2 separate regions of the Homo sapiens genome follow, and region 1 is linked to region 2. Evidence: chromatin loops called from intact Hi-C (ENCODE). Cell type or tissue: ascending aorta. All regions are shown on one strand. Links, peaks and the distances in the headings refer to the core of each region. The heading gives the core; the rest is flanking DNA. Region 1 has its middle 39 kb from the start of FAM156A. Region 2 holds the start of LOC105377209 (a long non-coding RNA gene).

Region 1 (12,173 bases), core at 1,432-9,431, 740 kb after region 2:
AGGTGAATACCGATAGTATTGGTATGAATGGTTGTATTAGTCAGGGTTCTCCCAAGAAACAGAACCAAAGAGGGGACTTGTTATGGGAATTGGCTCATGTGACTGTGGGGGCTGAGAAGTCCTGCCATCTCCATCTGCAAGCTGGAGAGCCAGGGAGGTGGATGGTGTGATTCAGTTTGAGTCCAAAGGCCTGAGAACCAGCAGAGCCAGAGGCATAATTCATGGAGTCTGAAGGCTTGAAAACCCGGAGTTCTTATGTCCAAAGGCAGGAGAAGACGGGGTGTCCCAACTCCAGAAGACAGCAAATTCCCCTTTCCTCCGCCTTCTTGTTGTACCTGTGCCCTCGAGGGATCGGACAATGCCCACCCACGCCAATCTTCCTCCATCGGTTCACTGATTCAAAGGCCAGAAACACCCTCACAGACACACCCAGAGATAATGGTTTGCCAGCTATTTGGGTTTTTCTTAACCCCATCAAGCAGACACCTAAAACTAACCATCACAATAGTGATATAAAAGGCATCACTCTGTGAACTGCCTGCGACATGCTGTTCTCCTCTACAGGGTGGGCACTCACTCTCTTGGAGGCTAAGGTCCATCTGTCTACCTCTGTGGCCCCAGTATGGGGACAATGACAGTTACCATCAAGGCTTGCCAAGGAAGAGGGTAAGTGGTAGGCAGAATAGTGGCCCCCCAAACACATCCATGTCATTATTGCTAGAACCTATTCCAGCCAGGGAGATGACAGTGGGCCTGTACTCAGCCTTGCCCTGTGCCCGGCACTGCTCTCGGTGACTGACCAGTTGTCTCACCTCTCCTTCACATAACCCTGTGAGGAGGGAAAGTTAGTACCCTGATGACAGACGAGCAAAGGGAGGCAGAGAGAGCTGAAGCCACTTGCCCACCGTCTGATCCGGGGCAATTTAGTCCCTGCCAATGTCACTCCAGCCCCTGCTCCTACCCTGCCTCAACTACTAGACCCATCTAACATGGGCTCGGGAGGAGGGCAGTACACATGTTTTCCCCAAAACCTGCACCTACCCTGCTTGGCGGGCATTAGCCTCCTTTATGAATGGGGAACTGAGGCTGGTCAAGGACAGGTGACTTGCCCAAAGTCACACCACCAGGGCTTGGGGTTCCAGGCTTCTATGAAGCCTGCCAGGCCCCAAAGCCCACATGTCCTGGGCTATTGTGGGTGTAAATGAGGCCTGAGGGGAGATGGACCCCAACATCTGAGGACAAAATGGGCAGATCCTGTCTATCCCCTGAGAGGTGGTGTTCCTGCTCCATGGCTGGCGTCAGGAGCACAGGATAGAGGATTTCCCACCAGACAATCTCCACAAACAGGCCTGAGGGAGCCTCTGGAGCCTCCAGGATAGAAGGCAAGACCTGGAGCCCAGGGGAGGTTCTGCAGGAAGGAGGCCGCCTATGCTGTGTGGTCCACACCAGCAGGCCAGGGCACTGCGAGCCTGTGTGCAGGAGTCAGGGACACTCACGCGACTCCCACTTCCCACAGCACTCTGCTTCACTTGTGAGTCTTTTTTTTTTTTTTTGCCTGAGAGTGTATAAAACGTTAAGTGTATGTTTTAATGACAAGCAATAAGCTGCACGTTCATGTAACAACCATATAGTTCAAGGTCGATCACCATCCCAGAAGTCCCCAGGGTCCCTTCTCAATCAGTGTGTTTTTCCTCACTGTCCCCCACCTTCCCCTTCTGCCTCTCTCTTCCATCCCAGTTCCTTTCTCATTCCTAAAGTCCTGCCTTCCCACTGGAAGTAGAAATGTCATGCTGGCCATGGTTCCTGTATTATCATAAATAATTTCTACTGGCTGGCTGGCTGACTTTCAGTGTGGATGGCACCTTCCCTCCAGCTGTGGGCTCAAGCCCTGTGTCTCCCGTGGCACAATAGGAGGTCATCCCTCTTTTAGGAATTTCAGGTGTGAGCAGGAGAGCAGGCTCAGGGCACTTCTCTGAGCCTCAGGTCCTTCATCTGTGACATGGGAGAACCCCATCTCCCTCTCAGGTTGTGGGAGAAATAGAGATGGGGACACCAGGCACCTGTCAATGAGTGCCACATGTCAAAACCTTGGATGAGCCTTTCTTTACCATCACACATCCTTGAGATCCCAGACCCACCAGGTGCTTCCCCTGCTCCAGGGCTGTTGCACTTGCTGTTCCTTCTGCCTGGAATGCTCTTCCCTCAGGTAATTGCAAGGCCTGCTCCTCACTGCCTCCAGGTCTCTGCTCAGTCATCACCTCTCCAGGGATGCCTTCCCCACACACCCTGAATAAAATAACATCCTGCCCACTTACCCATTTACCTGACCCTGTCTTAACTTTCTTTTTTTTTTTTTTTTTTTTTTTTGAGACAAAATCTCACTCTGTCACCCAGGCTGGAGTGCAGTGGCGCGATTTTGGCTCACTGCAAACTCCGCCTCCCGGGTTCAAGCAATTCTCATGCCTCAGCCTCCCAAGTAGCTGGGATTATAGGTGTCTGCCACCACGCCTGGCTAATTTTTGTATTTTCAGTAGAGACGGGGTTTCATCATGTTGGCCAGGCTGGTTTCGAACTCCCAACCCCAGGTGATCTGCCCGCCTCGGCCTACCAAAGTGCTGGGATTACAGGCATGAGCCACTGCGTCAGCCACTGTCTTAACTTTCTACGTAGCACTTACCACACTGTGATGTGCTATATATTTACTGACCAACTCTATGCTATCAGGGATGTTGTTGGTTTTGGTCTCTGTTGTATCTGCAGAACCTAGAACAGTACTCAAATATACAGCAGACGCTCAGGAAATTCTTGTTGAAGGATGGCTGGAGTGGGGCCCTTTACACACATTGCTAAGATGCACAGATGCCCTCCAAGATGGATATTGGCCCCATTTTACTGATTATGATACATACTGAGGTTCAAGGAGACAAGTGACTTGCCCAATGTCACACAATCAAGACTTGGGGGCTCCAGGCTTTGAAATCATGTCTGCCAGCCTCCAAAACCCATAGTTCCTGGACCGAGACCTCACAGCCAAAAAGGTAAGAAATTTCACTCCTGAGACACAGACTCCCAAACAGCTCAGATACTCAAAGACATCAAAAAGAGCTCACTAATCTCACAACCTGAAACAGACTCCAAAATCCCTGCACAGAGACCCCACAACTTGACACAGACCCCCAAACAGAACAGAGACCACACATGCTGTGACAAAGACCCCCACACACAACAGACCAAAGTTCTCACTCCTGGGAAACAAATTAAAACCATTCAGATATCTCACACCCTAGACAGAGACCCCCCCCAAACCACTCAGACACCTCCCAACCTAATACAAAACAGAAACAGAAGTTCAAGTAGCTCAGAAACATCACATAATCTTAAGATAAAGTCCCCAGACAAATCAGAGAACCTACATTCTGGGCAGAGACCCCTCCCTCCTCCAAACAGCTCAGATACTTTATACCTTAAGCAAAATTGTCCTCACCAACACCAGCTGGGAAACATCACAACTTGGGACCCAGAATTGCAAACAGCTCAGAGACTTCACATCCTGGGGTGCAGACACCTACATAGAGCTCTCACACCCAGGGACACAAATGTCCAAAAAGCTCAGAAGATGCACACCCAGGCCAGGCGTGGTGGCTCATGTCTGTAATCCCAGCACTTTGGGAGACCGAGGTGGGAGGATCACTTGAGGCCAGGAGTTCAAAAACAGCCTGATCAACATAGCGAGACTCCATATCTACAAAATAAAAAATAAAAAACTTAGCCGGGCATGGTGGTGAGCACCTATAGTCGCAGCTACTCGGGAGGCTGAGGCGGGAGGATAGCTTGAGCCTAGGAGTATGAGGCTGCAGTGAGCCATGATCAGCCACTGCACTCCAGCCTGGGCGACAGAGTGAGACTCTGAAAACAAACAAGAGAAAAGAAAAGAAGGCATATCCAGACACATAGGCACACAAAATCCACTGAGATAAAATATCCCATTCAGACACAATCTGGACCCCAAACGGCCCAGAGTGATCAAATACACCCAAACAGCATCTGAGATGTCATGCCTAAAGATACACATCCCCGAAACTGCTTCACCCGCATTACTTCCTAGGCAAACACCAAACAAGCTCAGAGACCGCTCCCTGGACATTAATTGAGTGTAGCGGGAGGAACGATGGTGCCGTGCCAAAAGCGCCAGACTAGGCTTGTCACCGAGTTAAGGATAAACAAGACTGAAAGAGCTCACGTGAAGCAAATGACTAGGGCGAACTTTGCCGGGGTGGCATCTCCAGCCCCTTTGGGACTGTCAGTTGGTGAGTAGGCCAAAGAACTCTACTGTATCAAAAGCCACACACCCTCCTCGCTCCCGCTGCCTGAACTTCAGCTCCGCAATCGTCGTGCCTGTCACAAACTGAAGGCCAATGGGAACCAGAGATGCGAAGAGGGAGGCAGGGGCTAGCCGGTCCATCCGGAGCCACTCCGCGCCCCGGAAAAGCTTAGTCGGGGCACTCTCGCAGTAACCAATCACCTCCCGGGACGGCCCTCGACCCCGCCCTTCACATCTTGGAGCCAATCGCTTGCCCCTTTGCGGTCCCCAGCGGGATTTGACTATGTAGAAACGAGGGGGTGGAGGTAAAGTGAAAATGATGCCTCGAACAGGCTGGGAGAACCGAGTGGTGCGAGTAGGGACGGACCTAACGGGGCAGGAACTGTGGCGGATGCTACACGTGGGTTTAAAGAGACCCTTAGTGCTGTCGCACACAAGGGATTATTCCAAAATGGACAGGCGGAGTGGACTGTCCTTCCTCTGCGCCCCTCAGTGGTACATCCCAGGATAGAACTGTTCCATCCCGCGCGCCCCTTGGTGGTGCAAACAAGGAACAGCTAGTGGATGCAGATACCCATGGACCATTCCGGGCTGGTCCCCAGAGGGTGAGAGGGCAAAGTCAGGACAAAAACTGACTGTATACTCACTGCAATCTTGAACAGGAGAAAAGTGTTCCTAAGCAGCAGACTTCCATTACCTTCCTGCAGCGTCCACCATCAAACGTTTACCACGTGCTGGGCATTGTGCTCACTTGTCCCTCCCTGGGTAATGCAGAATAGATCTAATGGGGGGCCTGCTGGCCTGGGAACCCAGCCACAGTCCCCCAAGGGGCAGGAGGGATGGAACTCCTGACTGGGCTCAGAAGGCCTGATGCGGGCCAGGTGTCTGTCCTTGACTGTCAGTAATGGGTGAGAGGGACAGCAGGACCTTCAAGCTCTGTTAGGGAAAGGGCCATCTCTCAGGGGCCCCCAAGGAGAATGAGTAGGCCAAATAAATCCTGTCACACCTGAATATGTGCCCTAGCAGAATCCTCAACCTGTCTAGCTATATCTCTCACCAGAATTTTGCATTGGTTTATTCATTTGCTAATTTATTCATTCTGTCCAAAGTATGTGCCAGGCACTGTTATAGGTGTTAGGAATACAGCTGTGTGGAAAGAGACAAAAACTCCTGCCCTCGTGGAGCTTACATTCTATTGGGATCATATGGCACAAAAATGTAAGCATGTAATTTGTCAGGTGGTGGTAATTGCTGTAATGAAAAGTCAGGGTAGTGAAATAGAAGAGGGGAGGATCCTATCTAGAAAGAGTAGCCAAGGAAGATCTTTCTGAGAACGTGAAATTGACATTTCAATAGGAGATGAATATCTGAGAGAAGCATTCTGGGCAGAGATAAGAACCAGTGCAAAAGTGTTGAGGTGGAACTCTGCCTAGCATGTGTGAGGCACAGTGAGGAGGCCAGTGTTGCTGGAAGAGGTGGGAGATGAGCTCAGAAAGGTAATGAGGACCAGATTATACAGGACCTTCTGGGCCATGGCAAGGACTTTGACTTACTCTGAGCGAGCCATGGGAAAGTTTTTAGCAGAGAAGCTCCTATGCTTCTTTCAGAGGCCAGAGGCCCAGGTCACTCAAAGTATAGGGAAGAGCTCCTGGTTTTGCCGAGGGACTCCTCCAGCCCCTCTGCAGCCAAATATGCCTTTCCTGGACAATCCCTTAGACTCAGAAGGTATCCTCCCAACTGCTCCCCAGAAAAATCCATGTCAGAGGATGATACCCTTAGAAGAAGCTGATCAAGGGCCCTGATAGCATGAGTGAGGTCACACCTAGCCCCATGTCTGAGAGAGAAAGTAACAGACACAGAGAAGATAGAGGGAAAGAAAGAGAGTAATAGAGAGACAAGGGCAGAGAGACTACTTCTGGCAGCTGGCTGTCCCTGCTGAATTAGATCCACAGCTCCGGACCCCTATGCATGCTACTAGGTGCTGTGCCTGTGTCTGCAGAGGAAAGGAAGCCTCTCCCCAGAAACTGTGTCTAGGGACTGACTCACCTGCCCTTGGCCTGGGCCTCAGTCATGAGGGAAGACCCGCCCCACTTCCTTGACACACATTGGGACCCTCTACCCATCAGGATAAGGACACGTTCCAGTTATGGGGAGGCTCATGCTGTATACAGAATCCCCCATACCCCCTCCAGCCCTTGACTGCCGTCCTGCTGACTCTCAGTGCTGAAAAAATTCTTTTTTTTTTTTTTTTTTTTTGAGACAGAGTCTTGCTCTGTCACCCAGGCTGTAGTGCAGTGGCACAATCACGGCTCACCGCAGCCTCAACCTCCTGGGCTCAAGCAATCCTCCTACCTCAGCCTCCCAAGTAGCTGGGACTATAGGTGCACGCCACCATGCCCAGCTGATTTTTTTGTTTTGGTTTTGGTTTCTTTGAGACAGAGTTTCCCTCTGTCACCGAGGCTGAGTGCAGTGGTGTGATCTCGGCTCACTGCAACCTCCACCTCCTGGGCTCAAGCGATTCTCATGCCTCAGCCTCCCGAGTAGCTGGGATTACAGGCATGCACCACCATGCCCGGCTAATTTTTGTATTTTTAGTAGAGACAGGGTTTCGCCAGGTTGGACAGGCTGGTCTCAAACTCCTAGCCTCAAGTGATCCACCTGCCTTGGCCTCTCAAAGTGCTGGGATTACAGGCATGAGCCACCATGCCCGGCCTGATTTTTTTTTATATGTTTTGTAAAGACAGGGTTTTGCCATGTTGCCCAAGCTGGTTTTGAACTCCTGGGCTCAAGCCATCTGCCTGCCTCGGCCTCCCAAAAGTGCTGGGATTACAGGCGTGAGCCACCATGCCTGGCCTGAAAAAAATTCTTTCAAGGGGGAAGAAGAGGTAGGAATCTCTACATTTGCTGGTGGACCTCATGCCAATGGATGAATCTGTGGTATTTCCCCACTCTTTACCTCATGCCACCACTTCCACAGGTAACGTGAGGATTGCATTCTCAACATCCATTACCAAGCAGGGTGTGCGACAGAGAGACAGAGAGGCAGACCTCCCACCAGTGAGTCAGTGATGGGGCCCTTGAGGCCCTGGGCAAACCTCTTCCTTTCCCCTTTCCTTGTCATCTCCCATTGACCCCGGCTGTGCCTGAGCCTTTCCCTGTCTCCTCCAGTGAGTCCAAGTTACAGCCAGTTCCTCCCTCTTCATGAGGACTGTGTGAGCACAGGCCCTACCCTCACTTGGCTTCAGCCTCCTCATCTGCAAATGGTGAGCTCCTCATTGGCAATTTGGCAGATTGAGTTAACATGGGTTACATGGGTTTGTCACAGGGGTCGGCCCTGAGCAAGGATGGGGTTAATGTCTGCAGACATTGTCATTAGTATTTGTACCACTGGCTCCTACATGCTACACTGAGGACTTGCCCTCCCTAAGGATAAGGATCCTATGTTTTCATCTCTCTGATACCAGGGCACCTTGTTCTACCCCTGTGAGAGAAAGGACCATCCTGCCTTCCTCACAAAAATATCCTGATATATGAGCAGCTCGGAGACCTAACCTTCTGGACAAAGACCTCCCACAAAAATGTTCAAAGATCTCATGCCTTAGGACAGTGCCCACAAGCAGTTCAGAGACCTCTCACCCTAGACACCAACCACCAAACAGCTCAAAGATGCCACACCTCAGGACACAGACCCCCAACCAGCTCAGAGAATTCCTACCTCAAGGTAACAGCTCACAATAACTCAAGGACCTCACACACCAACCCACAAAGAGCTTACCAGCTACACCCTGGTACACATACCCACAAAGAATCAGCTCAGGGCTGCTGTGTGATGCTGAATCTCTGTGCCATCCAACACTGTTATGGGGAGGCCTTGGATCTTGTAGTTCCCCACAGTCTGCAGTCACCACCGTTGTTGTCATGAGGAAGGCAGGTTCACACCAGGGATGGGGAAGGACCCTCTGGGACTGAGGGGATCAGAGAGTAAGCTCTCATATCTGGCTCCCAGGAATGGCCATCGTCTGACCAACCCTGATCACCTTTGGTCCTGGTGACTTTTGTATCTTGCCCCATGGGGGCTTCAGGGTAAATCCCAGAACACAGTAGGAGACCCCTAGACCCCGTTATCTTTGCCATCTCTCAGCACCCACTGTGGGGAACTGGATCTTGGAGAGAGAGTAGAGGTCCTCCCTTCACACTGCCAATGGCAACCCCCATTATGGCCCTTCTGAGCATTCTGGTCCTTTCTCCCAAACTTCCTCTCCAATTGGCAGCTGCCACACCTCCTCTCTCTCCCCAGCTCCCCACCCTTGTGAGCCACCAGGGCTCCCCTTCCACCACGGACCTCTACCTCCCTACCCCAGCCCTAGTCATGGGGCCTCAGTTATACCCTCTCACGCCCACTTCGGTCCTCTCACCCGGCACCTAGGCCTACCTCAGAGGACCCCCTCAGGACCCTCCCTGCACTTCCTGAAAGTGCAGACCATTTTGCAGGACAGATATCTCTCCTGCCCCCACACAGGTTTCTGTCACAACATCCCTGTTAGGGCAGAACTGGAAATGTCTCCCAGATCCAGATGAAACTCCAGACCCAGACTGAGAGTCCAGGGCAATTCGCCTAGGGCTGGAGGGGGCGGGGTGGGATTCCTGAAGGAGGCGCTGGGGTGAGTGTCACCTCAGGAGATGGGAGGACACTGCCCAGCTGGGTCTGTGAGGACAGAGAAGGGACCCTGGGAGGGACAGGGGCAGCATGAGCGCTGGGAGTGTCCCAACTGCGGTCCTCCGGGAATTGTCATCTGGCCCCAGCTCTGCCCCACCCTGGTTGGAGGGCCCCAGCCAGGGATCTGCCTTCTTGGCGCTCCAGTGTCCTCATCAGCGACAGAGGTGACAGGGCTTTCTTCCAAAGGTGCTAGTGGGGATTAAATGAGATGGCACATAAGAAAGAAGTGCTTGGGACACTGCAAGTCAGATCTGTGATGACCTAAAACTTAGAGCCCTGCGCACTGAGCGCCAGATGACCCCTTGCGAGTGGTCTCACTTAAGCCCTGCCTGTGACTTGGGAAGCATCTTTAGCCTCATACTGAACAACAGTCCAAGTCTTGAAGACTGGATCCCACTGGTCATCCAGTCCTTAAAGCCCAGGCTCCGCTTTACGAACTTCCGCCCATCAGCCACTGTGCCTGACCGTGCGCGAGCGCGAAGACCCAGGGACCCGGCTCTACGAGTGCATCCCGCTGTACTCTGTAAGAGCCGCACTCTCTAGGTGAGCTTCCCAGAGCGGTCCTTGATGCCTTCCTGCCTTGATCGTCCCACAACCGATCGACTGCCCCTTTGCAGGTTCCTAATTTATTCAGATCTGTAGAACGGAGACGGGCGTGGCCAAAAATGGGACTAGAGGGGTCTCCGAGAAGTCGGAGAATGGGTGTCAGCTTGGGCCTGGGTGGAAACCAGGAGGACGGATTGCCGCCTGGGGCGCTCGCCGCCGCGCCCGCCCTACTGTCGAAAGGTGGGGCTGATTTCGTTGGTGGGCGGGGGTGGGCTTTATTGTCCCTCCACACACAGCATTTGTATTCTTACAAAATAGAAGCTCCCTTCCCCTATGGTATCTCGCATAATGGTGTGTTCATTTCCGGTACCCGCAATGGTATGTTACATCCTCCACGCCTCATCCCCAGCTGCACACTCACAGGAGGTGAGATCCAAGAGGGGCCAGCTATTTCATACTTAGGTCCTGTGGATTACTCTAATGGTTCTCAAACTTTAGTGTGCATCAAGAATCACCTAGAGAGCTTGTTAAAACACAGATTGCTGGGCCTCACCTTTCAGAGTTTCTGATTCAGTGGGTCTGGGGAGGGGCCCAAGACTTTCATTTCTTTTTTTTCTTCTTCTTCTTTCTTTCTGTTTTTGCTTTTGAGATGGAGTCTCGCTCTGTTGCCCAGGCTGCAGTGCAGTGGCCGAACTCGGCTCACTGCAACCTCCACCTCCCAGGTCAAGTGATTCTCATGCCCCAGCCTCCGGAGTAGCTGAGACTACAGGCGCACACCACCACACCCGGCTAATTTTTGTATTTTTAGTATTTTTAGTAGGGACGGGGTTTTACCATGTTGGCCAGGCTGGTCTAGAACTCCTGACCTCAGGTGATCCGCCCGCCTCAGCCTCCCAAAGTGCTGGGATTACAGGCATGAGCCACTGCACTCGGCCAAGACTGCATTTCTAACTGTGCCCAGCCACTCTTCCACACAGCTAAGTAGACTTTTATTCCCACCTTCCTCCACTGTATTACTAGTAGACCAGCCCTTCCCCATCTTTTTCTCCCTCTCTCCCCAACAACACACCCAGATAAAGTCTTATCACCAGACCCTGAAGATCTTAAAGGGAGCAAAGGTCTAAGCATCGAGTCCACTGCCACAGAGCTCCTGCCCCATGAGTGGTGTGACTATGCCAGTCAACAAACTTTTCTTCTCCTGCACCACTGATGAATAACATCAGAGCAGCATCTATCAAAATGAAAAATCCTTATATGTAAGCCCTTAGAATGTTACATCCATGAGGGCAGGGGCATTTTCCTATCCAGTTTCCTCAGTCTCTCCAGTGCCCACCACACAGCAGGCACTCACTGCATGGTTGTTGAATGGCTGAACTCTTTTTCCCTAGCAATTCCACTTAAAAGAATGTATAATGAAGAAACATACACATAGCACAGAGCTTAGTATACAAGGAAGATAGTAGCAAACAATCAGGGAAAACCTCTAAATGTCCATTCATAGTCAGTGATCACTGGATGGTAAATGAACAATGAGAGACTTGTATTATATCAGGGAGCAGTCACTGGCCACGGAACAGAATGAGGGGACCAGACTATACTGGTCAAAGGAATCTTCTTCAGGACACGCTCTTAATGGGGGAATGTGGAAAAGTTCATAGTGGGACCTGGGGTGTGTGTGTGTGTGTGTGTGTGTGTGTTTAAACACAGAGAAATGTATTTGAAGAAAACAAGCAAACACCCAGATCCTCACCCCAGTGGTAAGCTGGGAAGGGAGAGAATGTGGAGGAAGGGGATGGCCTATGTAGTCCGTGTACTGATGTACTAATGGAGTCTTTTATTCTTCTTTTTTTGAGACAGGCTCTCACTGTGTCACCCAGGCTGAGTGCAGTGGTGTGATCACAGCTCACTGCAGCCTCAATCTCCTGGGCTCTAGGGATCCTCCCACCACAGCCTCCCAAGTAGCTGGGGCTACAGGCGTGTGCCACCACACCTGGCCATTTTTTAGTTTTTTGTAGAGACAGGGTCTCACTATGTTGCCCAAGCTGGTCTTAACTCCTGAGCTCAAGTGATCCTCCCACCTTGGCCTCCCAAAGTTCTGGGATTACAGGTATGAGCCACTGTGCCCAGCCTAATGGAGTCTTTTACACCAGGCCCATATTCGAGTATTATTTGAGTAACTATAAAGCAAAGTCATGTGATGAAAGCAATCCCTACACCACAGAGGAGTTTTGTGTGAGGGTATCTGGAGGGTGTCCAGGAATAGGGTTATCAAAGTTACATGCCCGAGGGGCTAGACAATGTGCATAAGAGAACCCAGCTCATCTCAATGTAAGGAAGATCAGCGCAATGAGTATGCTAAATGTTCCCTGCCAATCAGCCTCTGGAGTGAATACAAACAGAGAAATTGGAGCTGGTGCAGATCCCAGCTTCTCCTCCTCTTATTAGCTGTGTGACTGGGGATCATTCCCTTGCCTTCTGTGTGTCTCAGTCTTCTCCACTGTGAAACAGAGTCAATCCCCATAGATTGTAGTGAAGAGTAAATAAGGTGATCCCAGTAAGAGTTATATTGGCTGTGAAGTGAGTCCTTGG
Region 2 (12,173 bases), core at 2,075-10,074:
TTGCTATAATTGCTTAGCTGTCCCAGAAGTTTTTCTGTCAGTTCTTTTAAATTTTTTACAGAGACAGTCACGTCATCTGTGAACAAAAAGTTTTTATTTTTCTCTCCTGTTATGCAAACCTTTTATTCCTTTTCCTTGTCATATTACATTAGCTAGGACTTCCAGTATGATGTTGAAAAGCAGTGATGAGGGGGAACTATTTGCCTTAATCCTGATCTAGTGGGAAAACTTGTAGTTTCTCACCACTCAGTATAATGTTAGCTGCAGGTTTTTGTGAATGTTCTTTACCAAGTTGAGTAAATTCCTCTCTATTCCTAGTTTACTGAGAGTTTTTTTTTTATCATAAATGGGTGTTGGACATTGTTAAATGCTTTTTCTTTGTCTATTGATATGATTATGTGGTTTTTCTTTTTTAGCCTGTTGATGTGATGAATTACATTAATTGATTTTTGAACGTTGAATCAGTCTCGCATACCTGGGATGAATCTCACTTGGTCATGATGTATAATGCTTTTGATACATTGTAGGATTTAATTTGAAAAATTTCAGAATTTTTGCATCTATGTTTATGAGACATATTGGTCTATAATTTTCTGTCATGTCTTTGTCTGGCTTTGGTATTAGGTTTATGATGGCCTCATAGAATGAATTATCAAGTATTCCCTGTGCTTTTATTTTCTAAAAGATACTCTAAATAATTGGTAAAATTTCTTCAATGTTTGGCAGAATTCACTGCTGAACTCAATTTGACCTAATGCTTTAGTTTTAGAAGGTTGTTATTGATTCAATTTCTAAAATAGATATGGGCCTATTCAGATTGTCTATTTCTTCTGTAAGTTTTGGCAAATTGTATCTTTCAAGGAATTGGTCCATTTTCTCTAGATTATCAAATTTGTGGGCATGGAGTTGTTCATAGTATTTCTTTATTATTCTTCTAAGGTCCATGGCATCTATAGCAATGTCCCCTCTTTCATTTCTGATTTTAGTAATTTGTTTCCTCTCTTTTTTTTTCTTAGCCTAGCTGGAGTCTTGTCAGTTTTATTGATCTTTTCAAAGAACCAGCTTTTGGCTTCATGGATTTTCTCCACTGATTTTCTATTTTCACTTTCATTGATTTCTGCATTACTTTTTATTTTTTTAATGCTCACTTTGGATTTAATTTACTCTTCTTTTTCTAGTTTCCTACAGTGAAAGCCTATAGATTTTAGATCTTTCTTCTTTTCTAATACATGCATTCAATACTACAAATTTCCCCTGAGCACTGCTTTCACTGCATCCCACAAATTTTAATACACTGTATTTTCATTTAAAATATTTTTAAATTTCTTTGATGCTTCTTCATTGATACATGTGTTATTCGGAATTATGTTATTTATTCTCCAAGTACTTGAAGATTTTCCAGCTTTTTTGTTACTAATTTCTAATTTAATTCCATTTGGTCTAAGAGCATACTTGTATGATTTCTATTCTTTTATATTTGTTGAGGTATGTTTTATGGTCCATAATGGAGTCTAGCTTGGTGAATGTTTCATAAAAATTTGAGAAGGTATATTCTGCTAATGTTGCATTAAGTAGTCTATAGATATCCACCATACCAGGTGATTTATGGTGTTATCGACTTCAACTACATACTTATTGGTTTTCTGCCTGCTGAATGTGTCAGTTGTGATACAGAGATGTTGATGTCTGTTACTATAATGGTGGATTCATCCATTTTTCCTTGCAATTCTATCAGTTTTCACCTCACATATGTTGATGCTCTCTTGTTAGGCACATACATGTTAATGATTGTTACGTCCTCTGGAAAAATTGACCCTTCATCATTTGGAATACCCCTTTTATTCCTGATAACTTTCCTTGCACTGAAGTCTACTCTCTGAAATTAATACAGCTATTCTTTTCTTTTGATTGGTGTTAGCATGGCATATAATTCTCCATCTATTTAATCTGTATGTGTCATCATATTCATTGTGCATTTCTTGAGACAATATATATTTGGGTCTTGTTTTTTGATCCACTTTGTCAATCTCTGTCTTTTAATTGGTGCATTTCGAAGGCTGATGTTCACAGGGATTATTTATATAGTTGAATTAACAGCTACCATATTTGCTACTGTTTTCTATTCATTGCCCTTGTTCTTTGTTCTGATTTTTGTCTTCCACTCTTTTTCTACCTTTCGTGGCTTTGAGCATTTTATATGATTTTATTTTCTCTCCTTTCCTAATATATCAGTTATACCTCTTTTTTGTAACTGTTTTTACTGGTTGCCAGAGAGTTTGCAATATGTACTTACAACTAATCTAAGTCCACTTTCAAATAACACTATACTGCTTCATGGGTAGTCTGAATACCTTGTAATAATAAAATATTCTAATTATTTCCTCTGGTCCCTTCTATAATAGCTATCACTCATTTCAGTTATACATAAGCACACATAAGCATATGTGCTTACACATAAGCATACATAACTGGATATACTGTTGCTATTATTATTTTGAACAAACTGTTATCTGTTCGACCAATTAATAAGGAAAATAAAGTTATTTTACCTTCACTATTTCTTCTCTGATGCTTTTCCCTTCTTTATATGTATCTTAGTTTGCAAACCTGAGAGAAATATGAGGGAACTTCAGTGATGCCTTGAAGCATCATAGTCCAAGCGTATTGTTTATTCTATGTGAAAAAAAGACAGTGGGAGTAAGGAAAAGGGGATACTAAAAAAGGCTAAAGAGAGACCTACTACTATGTTCAATTTGGAGGCAGAAAAGCTAGGATAATATTTGTGTTGGGGACCAAGGGAAATGTGTACATTATGTAATTTATATCCCTTAAATCTTTATTCATAGAGTTATTCACATTCATTTGGACTTCTTATCTGGAGATGGGGTGCTGCAGAGACTAGTACAAGGAATGAGTAAGCCCTTAGCTATGAAATCTGCAACAATGGGCTGTATTCCCTCCAACACTTACAGTTTTAGGAGATACTGGGACAATTTAGGCAGAAGCATTATGGTGTCAGTATTGACTTGTATGGCTTTAATATTACTTATTTACCCCATGTCTGCAGATGATGTGGACCAGAAAATATGGGGTACTGAAAAAAACAAATCAGAAAATTAAGGTTATTCTAGGGATAAGAGAGTTGGAAACAGTGCAGGATAGAAAAGGGAAGCCACCATAAGATGGTACATTGGGTCATCCCATTCAGGGAGATCAAGAAAAAATCTTTCAGATATGCACCTAATCATGACTCCTCATTGAGCCAAAACATCCTATCCTGATAGGTTGGACTGGGTGGAAAGACTGAGGAGAAAGGCAAGTTAAGATGTGAAGTTACCTAAAGAGGTGGGCAAAGGGGTAAAGAGAAAGAATATATTCAACTGGTAAGTCACACCACTGAAATCTCTTTATTACTTCAAGGTAAGTTGGAAAGAAATTGGGAGGAACTATTGGTGAAGACTGTGGCTCCAATGTCTATAAAAAAGTAGATGACCGTGATGGTTAATTTTATGTCAACTTAGCTAGGCCATAGAAACACTACTTTAGATGCTTCTATAATGATATTTTTAAAATGAGATTACAATAGACTGAATAAAGCAGATTACCTTGCATAATGTAGGTGGTGTGTTTCATCCAATCAGATGAAGATCTTAATAGAAAAAAGACTGATGTTACCCAAGGAAGAGGGAATTCTGCCAGGAGATAGCTTTCAGACACAAGCTGCAAGGTCAACCCTTGGGTCTCCAGGCTGCTGGCCTACCTGCAATTTTGGACTTGACAGCCTCACAATCATGTATCAGTTCCTTAAAATACACACACACACACACACACACACACACACACACACTTGTTCTGGTTCTCTGGAGAACCGTGATTAATACAATGGCCATTTACTAACAGAGTTCTTTCTCTTTGCTAAATCAAAAGCAATTGGAGACACTAAGGACAGATTCCTTGGGAATCATATTGTTTCCAATCGAGCAGCTTTTTGGGCTGCTTGTGTCCTGGTCAAAGCAATAAAATTGTAGGCATAGTAACATCCTCCTCCCAATATATGCAAGTATTCTTGCCTATCTGTTTTGTATTTGTGGAGGGTCTTTTGTTTCCCTCAAGTTAAGCTGTAGTGTTGCAAGTTTTTGCATGTAGTTTTATCTTTGTTTTTCAGGGTATCCTCAAAATGCTGGACTAATTGTTGTAACTCATGAATGGGTATTGTCTGCCAGCCTATTTTCTGCTTCTGAACAGCAGCTGATATTTCAGGCTTAGGGCTATTAACAAAAAAGGTGGTAATTTCAATGCTGATGTTAGCATTAATTCCCAACCCTGAGCATTCTTTAAAGTGATTTACAATAAAGATTCATTCCATCTCTGTCAATAGGGTTAGACTGTTCCCCAGTAACTGTGAGAGGGATAAACTTCAATATACCATTTAAAAGACCTTCTTGTATCTATAGGGCATCAAGGTTAGCCTAAATCCTCATTTATGGTAACCCATTTGGCCTTGTCACACCAGGTTCTAGCACCTCCAGGTTCTACTAAAAGGTGTGTTAACTAATGTAAATCTGGAAGCCATTTCAGTCAGCCTCTTAGTCAGTAGGAAATCCTCTCAGATTTTGCCAAGTAGTTGGCAGCCAACCGTAACTTAGGAAACTGAAATCACAAAGAATGGGGATAAAAATAAGTAACAGGACAGGTGGTTAGGGAGCCTTTTCAGCCTTCTATTAAGAATAGAGTGAAGTTACACAAAAAAAGATTGAGAAGACTACATAAAAGTAAAATTATCTATGCCTCTGAAAACTACACATTTAGGAAGCAAAAACCAGGAAAAGTATTTGCAATGTATGTGACAGAATGGAAGATCAGTATCTTGACATATAACTTACAATCATTAAGATAATTATCTTTAAAACATTGATAAATACTGGTTAGGGTATAAAAAAAACAAGAATTCTCACATAATGTCAGTGGCAATATAAATGGGTATTGTGTTTCTTGCAATGCACCAAGAGAGTTAAAAGCGATCATGCCTTTCAAACCAGTAAATCTATTTTTGGAAATCTATTATAAATAATCAGAGATGGTAAAAAATATATGTGTGCAAAAGTATTCTTTTCATTTAATGAAGGGATAAACTTTAAGAAATCTATCAATGTGCTTTCCTCCTACACATTTCCTTGACTGAATGGCCCTAAAAACTAGTAGTATGAATTTTCTACTAGAAGGCAGAAATGGGAAATTGAAGGAAAGGTGTCAGCTCTATGTAAATCTGAAGAGTACATTTTATCAAACTCGGTCTCATGGATTGCAAATCCTAATACACACATTGTTGTGAATACTGGAGATAACAACAACAATAATTATATGTCTACAATTGCCAGGAACTAAGAACCTGTTGTGCTATTTATGGTGACCACCATCCTCCATGAAGCACGTGCTATTATAACCTTCATTTTGCTCACGTGGAAACTGTGATACAGGAAGAAGCAGTAAATTGCCAAGGTTCTTGGGGTTCCTCAAAGAGGGCACTGGCGTTCAGATCACCGGTCTATCATACACAAGATTATACGCTGGTTTACAGAACGTTTTCCTGCCTCCAGTGCAAGAATGAAATAAAAGACAAACTGGGTAGAGTGTAAAACAGCCAGCAAAACTTTTTTCAAAATGGTAATAATTTAATGCTCACAATAAAGTGCTAAGTGGAAGGGTGAGGGGGAAGCCACGTTGTTTCATCCAGTATCATCCAAACATTATTTAAAAATACACCGTATTTACAAAGATAAACATCTGGAAGAAATAAGGTACTTGTTCATGTATTCAAAACTGTATGTTAAGAACACTCCTCTACACTCTTGTCAGTTTGCCGAAAAGGCAATGGTGAGCAAAAACAAAGCAGAACAATCACAGTTTCTGTTCTTAGAAAGGTTACATGATCACATTTACCAATGAGATAGGGGGTCAGGGGTTATTTTTGCTTTCCATTTCAGTTATTAAGTATTTTTTCGACGCTTCTAGACTGTGTATTGTTTTAGAATGGGAAATGAATAAAAATTTTCAAGCATTTTTCAAATGATTTTTAGGACACGGTAACTCACACTGAAAATCTGAGTTTAAAAAAGATGAACTAACGATGGAATATGAACTCGTGTTTAAAATGCACCTTTGGGAATGAAAAACTCTAAGGAAACAACAAATATTATCAGTGGTCATTGCTGGGTGATGGGACTGAGGGTAAGACTGGCTTTCTTTATTACACTGTATTTGTCCTCCAAATTTTCTACAGTGAGGTTGAGTCACTTCCATAATAAAAGAGTGCGTGCATTTATCAATATAAAACCAGGTCCACAAAGCCCAGTACAACCTGGGGACAGTGAATGACAAGACCATTGAGAGAAGTCAAAATACAAGTTACTAAGGAACCTAGGCATCATCTCAAGAGGAATGCCAATTTCAAAAGCAAAAAGATTTTGTTCATCAGCTCTGAGTTTTCTTAAGAGACACTACCCGCTCCGCTTCACCCCCTAAAAAACAGGCAGCCCCAGCAGCAGGACTTGGCAGGTTTAAGAACCAACCTCTTCTCTCAAAAAAGATTCCGCGGCATTTTTTTCAAGCAAGAAGGGCGGGGGGAGAGGCGAGTTGGGCGTATCCATGGAGCAATATTGCCACCTGCAGGCCACAAGAATGAAGCGCCACCAACCGCGGAAGAAAATTCATCCTTTCTACTGCTTCTCGGCAAAGAGCCGGTAGAGCTAACCTGAGGAAGCTACGCAGAATGAAGATGAGGACCAGAGAATAGACTAGTACCGGTCAGACAGGCCCCGACGAACCGGCCGTACAAGGCAGCCTCCCATAGTCCCGCCCTCGGAACCATAGCAACCCAGCAGGAAGTTCCTGCGCCACCGGAAAAAGCAGCTCTCGGGGCGGGGCTGGCCTAGGATTGACGGGCTCTGGGCCTGCGCATCGGAGTCCGGGGAGGTAGGCGCTAGTCTCCTCAGGGTCAGCCGCAGGACTCCTTCCCTGCTATTGAGAGTTGATGGCTCAGGCTCGCGACCGCTGAAGGCCAGGCTCTACTGCATGGCTGCACCAGCCGCCTCACGTTCGAGACCTGTGCCAATCCCATGGACACTCTCCCAGCCAGCCCCTGGACACGCTTCTCATGTGACGCACGCCCTGTCCTCCTCTCAGCCCTCACAGCACGGATCCTCCCCGGCGACCTCAGCGCCCCCGGGGCTGACCAGGCCGCGGCCGGCTCTCCTCCGTCTTGAGGGGGCCTCCTCCTCCCCACCTAAGTCTCCTCCGCGCGCGGTAATGCTCTGGGCCTCAGGAAAGACCGCGCCCCTTCACGATGTCTATTTCTTGCATCCCGCACTCTCATCATGGGCAGCACCCCATCCAGTCCTAACAGCTCCCTCTCTCCAATGTCCCAGCATCCACAGCCTTCAGCCTCAAGGAGGCCTGTCCACTGACCCCAACCGCGTTCCTCACCATTCACCTTCCTTACCCAGCTTACTCAAAGCTATTAACTCTCGCTCCTCAAACGCATCTCTTCATTTTCCTTCCTCCCTACTCGCCTGGCAACCCCCTGCCTTCCCCCGCCCCCCTGTAACCAAGTAGACAAACAATGTGCACCCTCCACAAGTGTACCTTCTCTCTCCTCTCCCTACAATAGCCCCCACAAGGACTAGCACCAACTCTTCTCATGATATTCCTTGATATTCCCCTGAAAAAACAGGAGCGATTGGAGAGAAACTCTCACCACTTCCCAACAGCAGTGGGCCTGCACTTGTAATCTCAGCTGCCCCACTGGAGGAAGTGACAGGATCCTACTTGAGGCCGGGCCTTCACCTGAATCCCATGCCCTCTACCTTCTCAAGGTAGAGACTTTTGTAGTGATTATCCCTTATTCCTGAATTGTCACATTCTTTCTTTATTCTGGATTCTTCTGTCATCTATAAACATGCTCTTGTTTCTGACATTTTATACAAAATGTAATAAAACAGAAATCAGTTCCTTATCCCATATTTCTCCAAGGTAATGACACATTTCCCTGATGCTCCAAGCAGCAAATCTGTCTTCCCTTGTTCTATAATCATTATCATTACAAACCTCTTCAATGCAGCTTCTACCTGCTCACCTCTCAACAGAAAAATGCTTTTGTTAAAGGCACCGATGGCCTTCATATTGCCTAACACTATGATCACGTCCTCATCCTTTTACACTATATGTCCAGATGCCTTCAGTACATCTGACACCTCCCTCCTTCTCAAAGCTACTCTCCTCCCTCCTTCTTTATTTCCCTCCCTGTCTTCTCTCCTCTTTGCCCTGCCTTGTTTTTCTTCTTAATCATAAAATTATTTTATTGATATTTTAAGTGGCATAAATACAATAAATTTGAGGGAGAATGAGGAAGATGTTAGCTAATGAATAGGTCATGTAGGCCTCCACAAAGCTTCAGGACTAATACAGACATGAACAGACACCTGAGCTTGCCCTTGTAACTCCGCGAACACACCACAAGCTTCAGGATAGTTTGTCTCTGATGCTCAAGTAGTCTCAGGAGTTACCAGACAATGGTGGGGAGAGATAGCTTAGAAGTGACGCTCTCTGTACACACATATAAAAACCGCTGATGCAGCACCTTGTAGGCCCCTTTTAAAGCGTGATGATTCCTGTGATGGTTAATACTGAGTGTCAACTTGACTGCATTGAAGGATGCAAAGTATTGATCCTGGGTGTGTCTGTGAGGGTGTTGCCAAAGGAGATTAACATATGAGTTAGTGGGCTGGGAAAGGCAAACCCACCCTTAATCTGGGTGGGCACCATCTAATCAGCAGCCAGTGCGGCCAGAATGTAAGGCAGGCAGAAAAACGTGAAGAGACTAGGCTGGCTCAGCCTCGCAGCCTACATCTTTCTCTCATACTGGATGCTTCCTGCCCTCGAACATCAGACTCCAAGATCTTCAGCTTTGGACCCAGACTGGCTTCCTTGCTCCTCAGCTTACAGATGGCCTATTGTGGGACCTTGTGATCGTGTGAGTTAATACTACTTAATAAACTCCCATATAGATATATATATATTACTTTTGTCCCTCTAGAGAACCCTGACTAATACAACTCCCTTTGAACTCCAAGTTTATTTTTACAGAGAGCTTGTCCTGCTACTGACAGTGTATTGACTTGTATTTGGTAATCCCTTCCATTTTGTGTTTCTTTATCTGTTAGTCAATCTCCTTCAAACATTCCAAATAAATTTGAATTCTACAAGAGAAAGTACAAATCCTAAAGCCTTCCCTTTATGATCTGGATTTAATATGGGAATCCTTATGTCAACATGAAAGATAAGGAAAACAAAAGAATGTTCTGTTCCAGTCATGGGGGAGTAGAAGGCATGGAGACAGTGTCTCATCCCAGTCTCTCTTCTAAGGGCCTTATCTTACATGTGACAGGTGTGTCAGAGAAGTGGAAGGGAGTTCCAAATAAAGAGATTTTTGCCCAACTGAAATTTAGGACTCAGAAGTTTACTTTTGCAGGATGAAATAGTGAGCTCCTTGGTTAGAATAATGGCTGGAGTTCAGGAATTTCTATTTTTGGAGCTGATCTTGGTTCCTGCAGGGAGCTAACATTCTCTGAGAGGGGGACTGTGGAAGTGGCTGATTCAAGAGCCAGGGGTGCTACCATGAAACAAGCATAAGCCAGATAGGGGCTAGGTGACCCTGCAGCTGAGGCTGTGGTGTGGACAGCCCTGCCCAGATGTGGGAGGGAGATGAGGCCCAGATTCAGAGGGGTCTGCTGATGCCAGCACGGGTGGGCCAAGGCCGAGTCAGCCTGGGAGCACCAGATTCCCTCACAAGCCACCGAGAACACTGCAATCAACATAAGATGTCACCGACCCCTTCCCATTATCACCATGAAGACTGGAAAGCCATACGCACCATTAATCATCTTGGAAAGGAGTAGGGAGGTGGGGCAGAAAACTGGGAGACTGATCATTTTCAGCAAAACAGGGTGAGCATTTATACAAATGGACCATTCACATGATAGCATCAGCTGACACCAGATTAAACATAACTCCAGTATTTTCTCACCTTCTTGTCCAGTACAGAGGTTATACATTCATAATGAAGATCAGATCAGTCTTAGCAAGTAAATGCATCAAAGCCCCCAATCAGGTCTGAGAAGCACGAATTAATTTGTGGTCTCTGCACACCATCTCTTCCAGCTCCCCCTCTGCCCACTGTCTTATCAGTCCGTGGAAGAGGGCATTGAGACATCCTTGCCTCCTCTTCTCCTTTAACCGAGGACAATTTTAACCTGTTATAAATTGACCCTGACAACAGAGCACAGAAAGAGGAGAGGACCAGAAGAGAGACACACAGAGTGGAGTAACAGATGAGAGTTATTGCTGAGGTGAGCAGGGCCTCCTCAAGGCTTACAGCTGCCCTCCACAAGTGATACCAGGCTCCACTGCCCTTTATGAACACAGAAATTCTTTCTCAGGGTCTATGCCCTGGAGCTTAGAGTCAGAAAATATTCGTAGCTCTGTGTACTGCTGGAGAAAATCACAGAACCACATGTTAGAACCACTGCATTTTCATAGTCATCATTGTCTCCTGGGATCTCAGTGCCCAGCAGCAGGCTTTCTTGGTGACTCTTGTCCCCCCTCCAGTCCCTTCTGAGGGGATCCCAAGATTTCTCCTCTCTCCTGGAACCCTCTACCACACATCTATCCCCTCGCTTTTAGCCATAGCAAATTCCCATTCTCACCTGAGATCCAAGCAGGTAGTGAGAGGGAGGAAGGCCTCAGTGCTGGAAAGGGGTATGGATTCCGTTGTCTTGGCAACATTCTTCTTCACATCGGCACTGGGTCACTCAGCTCAGATCCATGGTTGGTTACCTGGGAAACTGAAGCTTTATCCATCTGACTCCAGAGAATAGCAAACAAAAGAGTGGAAACTAAGAGGATTATCATGGGAGGCCACCCACAGACATGGAATCGTGACTCTCAATAGATGTGTTTGTCACAAGGGTCCTTGCACATGCAGAGACAATGTACATGTGTTTACTCAGTAGCACTCATTGCTCCCTAGAGGAGCACAGTGACTATGGCAAAAGGTACACATTGGGGAGGCAGAGGATGAGGTGGGAATGTAGGCACGTGACAGATCATGAAAAGCATGGAACATATAATATCAACGACAACCTCTTCACTGAACGTAACCAAGATGCTGTCTCACAGTCCCTTGCAGCCATGAGTGAGCACCTCACTGTGAGGGTATGGGCAACTGCTTCTCCATAATGTACAAGGCCCCTCTTCAACGGTTGAATTTGGGGGCTACATTTAGAACTCATAAAGGCAAACTATTCCCAATATGGTAGAAAAACAAGTCCCCAGAGCTCCAACCTTCCAAATCTATTAAGGAAGCCCAACATGTGGTAGGAAACTTTGGATTCTGGCACCATGACATTCCTCACATCCAATATTTGCTGGATGCTATCTATGGAGTCTCCCTTAAGTCTTCTGCTTTCCAGTGGGGACCTGAGCAACAGACACTAGAGAAACTAAAGGAAGCTATTACTTCTCTTCTCTCATCTGCTCCAAAGGCATGACTTACAATGAGAATTTTCTGCCATGCCAAATTTGCTTCCAGGCGCCTCTGGACCAAATGGATAGGCAAACACCTACCCATCAGCTTTTGCTGTAAGTGGCTCCCAGCCTAAGCCCAAAGATATTCACCATGAGCGAGGCACCACCTGGCAGTGTACTGGGCACTTCTTAAAACTAAAGCCCTTACTGGGGTAGAGCCAATTACCCTGTTATGCCCTGCACAGTGGAAGAAGCTCTCCTTAAAACTGAATCTGCAACAGAGACTCCCTTATAAAATGGTCTTCCCAGAATCCAGCTAAAATCAACCCTACTGGAGTGTCACATCCCATGAGCAAATAGCCACATGCCCTGCCCATAAGGCTAACTTGCCAAACCTCAGAAATGGCTTCATCCCTTGCTCAAGGGGAGCCAGAGGGAGGAAGGCCAGCACCCTAAAAACAAGAGAAGCAATGCTTTTTTTCCTCTCCCAAGTATATTACCTAGACAATGGAGATATAATTAGCAAATCCCTGTAGTTATTTTTTATATAATAACCTACGACAGGATATAAACTTAAAACCACATTTATCCTG

Evidence for each region. Hi-C counts contacts between places; a loop is a spot of excess contacts. Peaks named below come from ENCODE experiments on the same cell type or tissue, not always from the same donor. Only the 100,000 strongest peaks of a DNase experiment are listed, where the experiment ranks them.
Region 1: it touches region 2 in a loop (8-fold over the local background); 3 of 110 quality-filtered maps call a loop at or near these places.

What each region holds. Positions count from the first base shown.
Region 1 is chrX:52,991,066-53,003,238 of GRCh38, forward strand. It overlaps a transcript of FAM156A not described here. Among named protein-coding and RNA genes, the nearest start is that of FAM156A, 39 kb to the left of the region's middle. In ascending aorta, for the core only: a CTCF peak has its summit at 4,841; DNase peaks (open chromatin) are centred at 4,506 and 4,856; H3K4me3 peaks cover 2,045 bases; H3K27ac peaks cover 2,265 bases.
Region 2 is chrX:52,254,988-52,267,160 of GRCh38, forward strand. It overlaps LOC105377209 (a long non-coding RNA gene), which reads right to left and starts at 10,944. Exons shown (of 4, transcript XR_938385.3): 1 at 10,761-10,944. RefSeq lists enhancers at 6,517-6,876, 6,689-7,190, 7,191-7,690 and a silencer at 6,563-6,821. In ascending aorta, for the core only: a CTCF peak has its summit at 6,685 (motif pointing left); DNase peaks (open chromatin) are centred at 6,624 and 6,914; H3K4me3 peaks cover 1,233 bases; H3K27ac peaks cover 916 bases.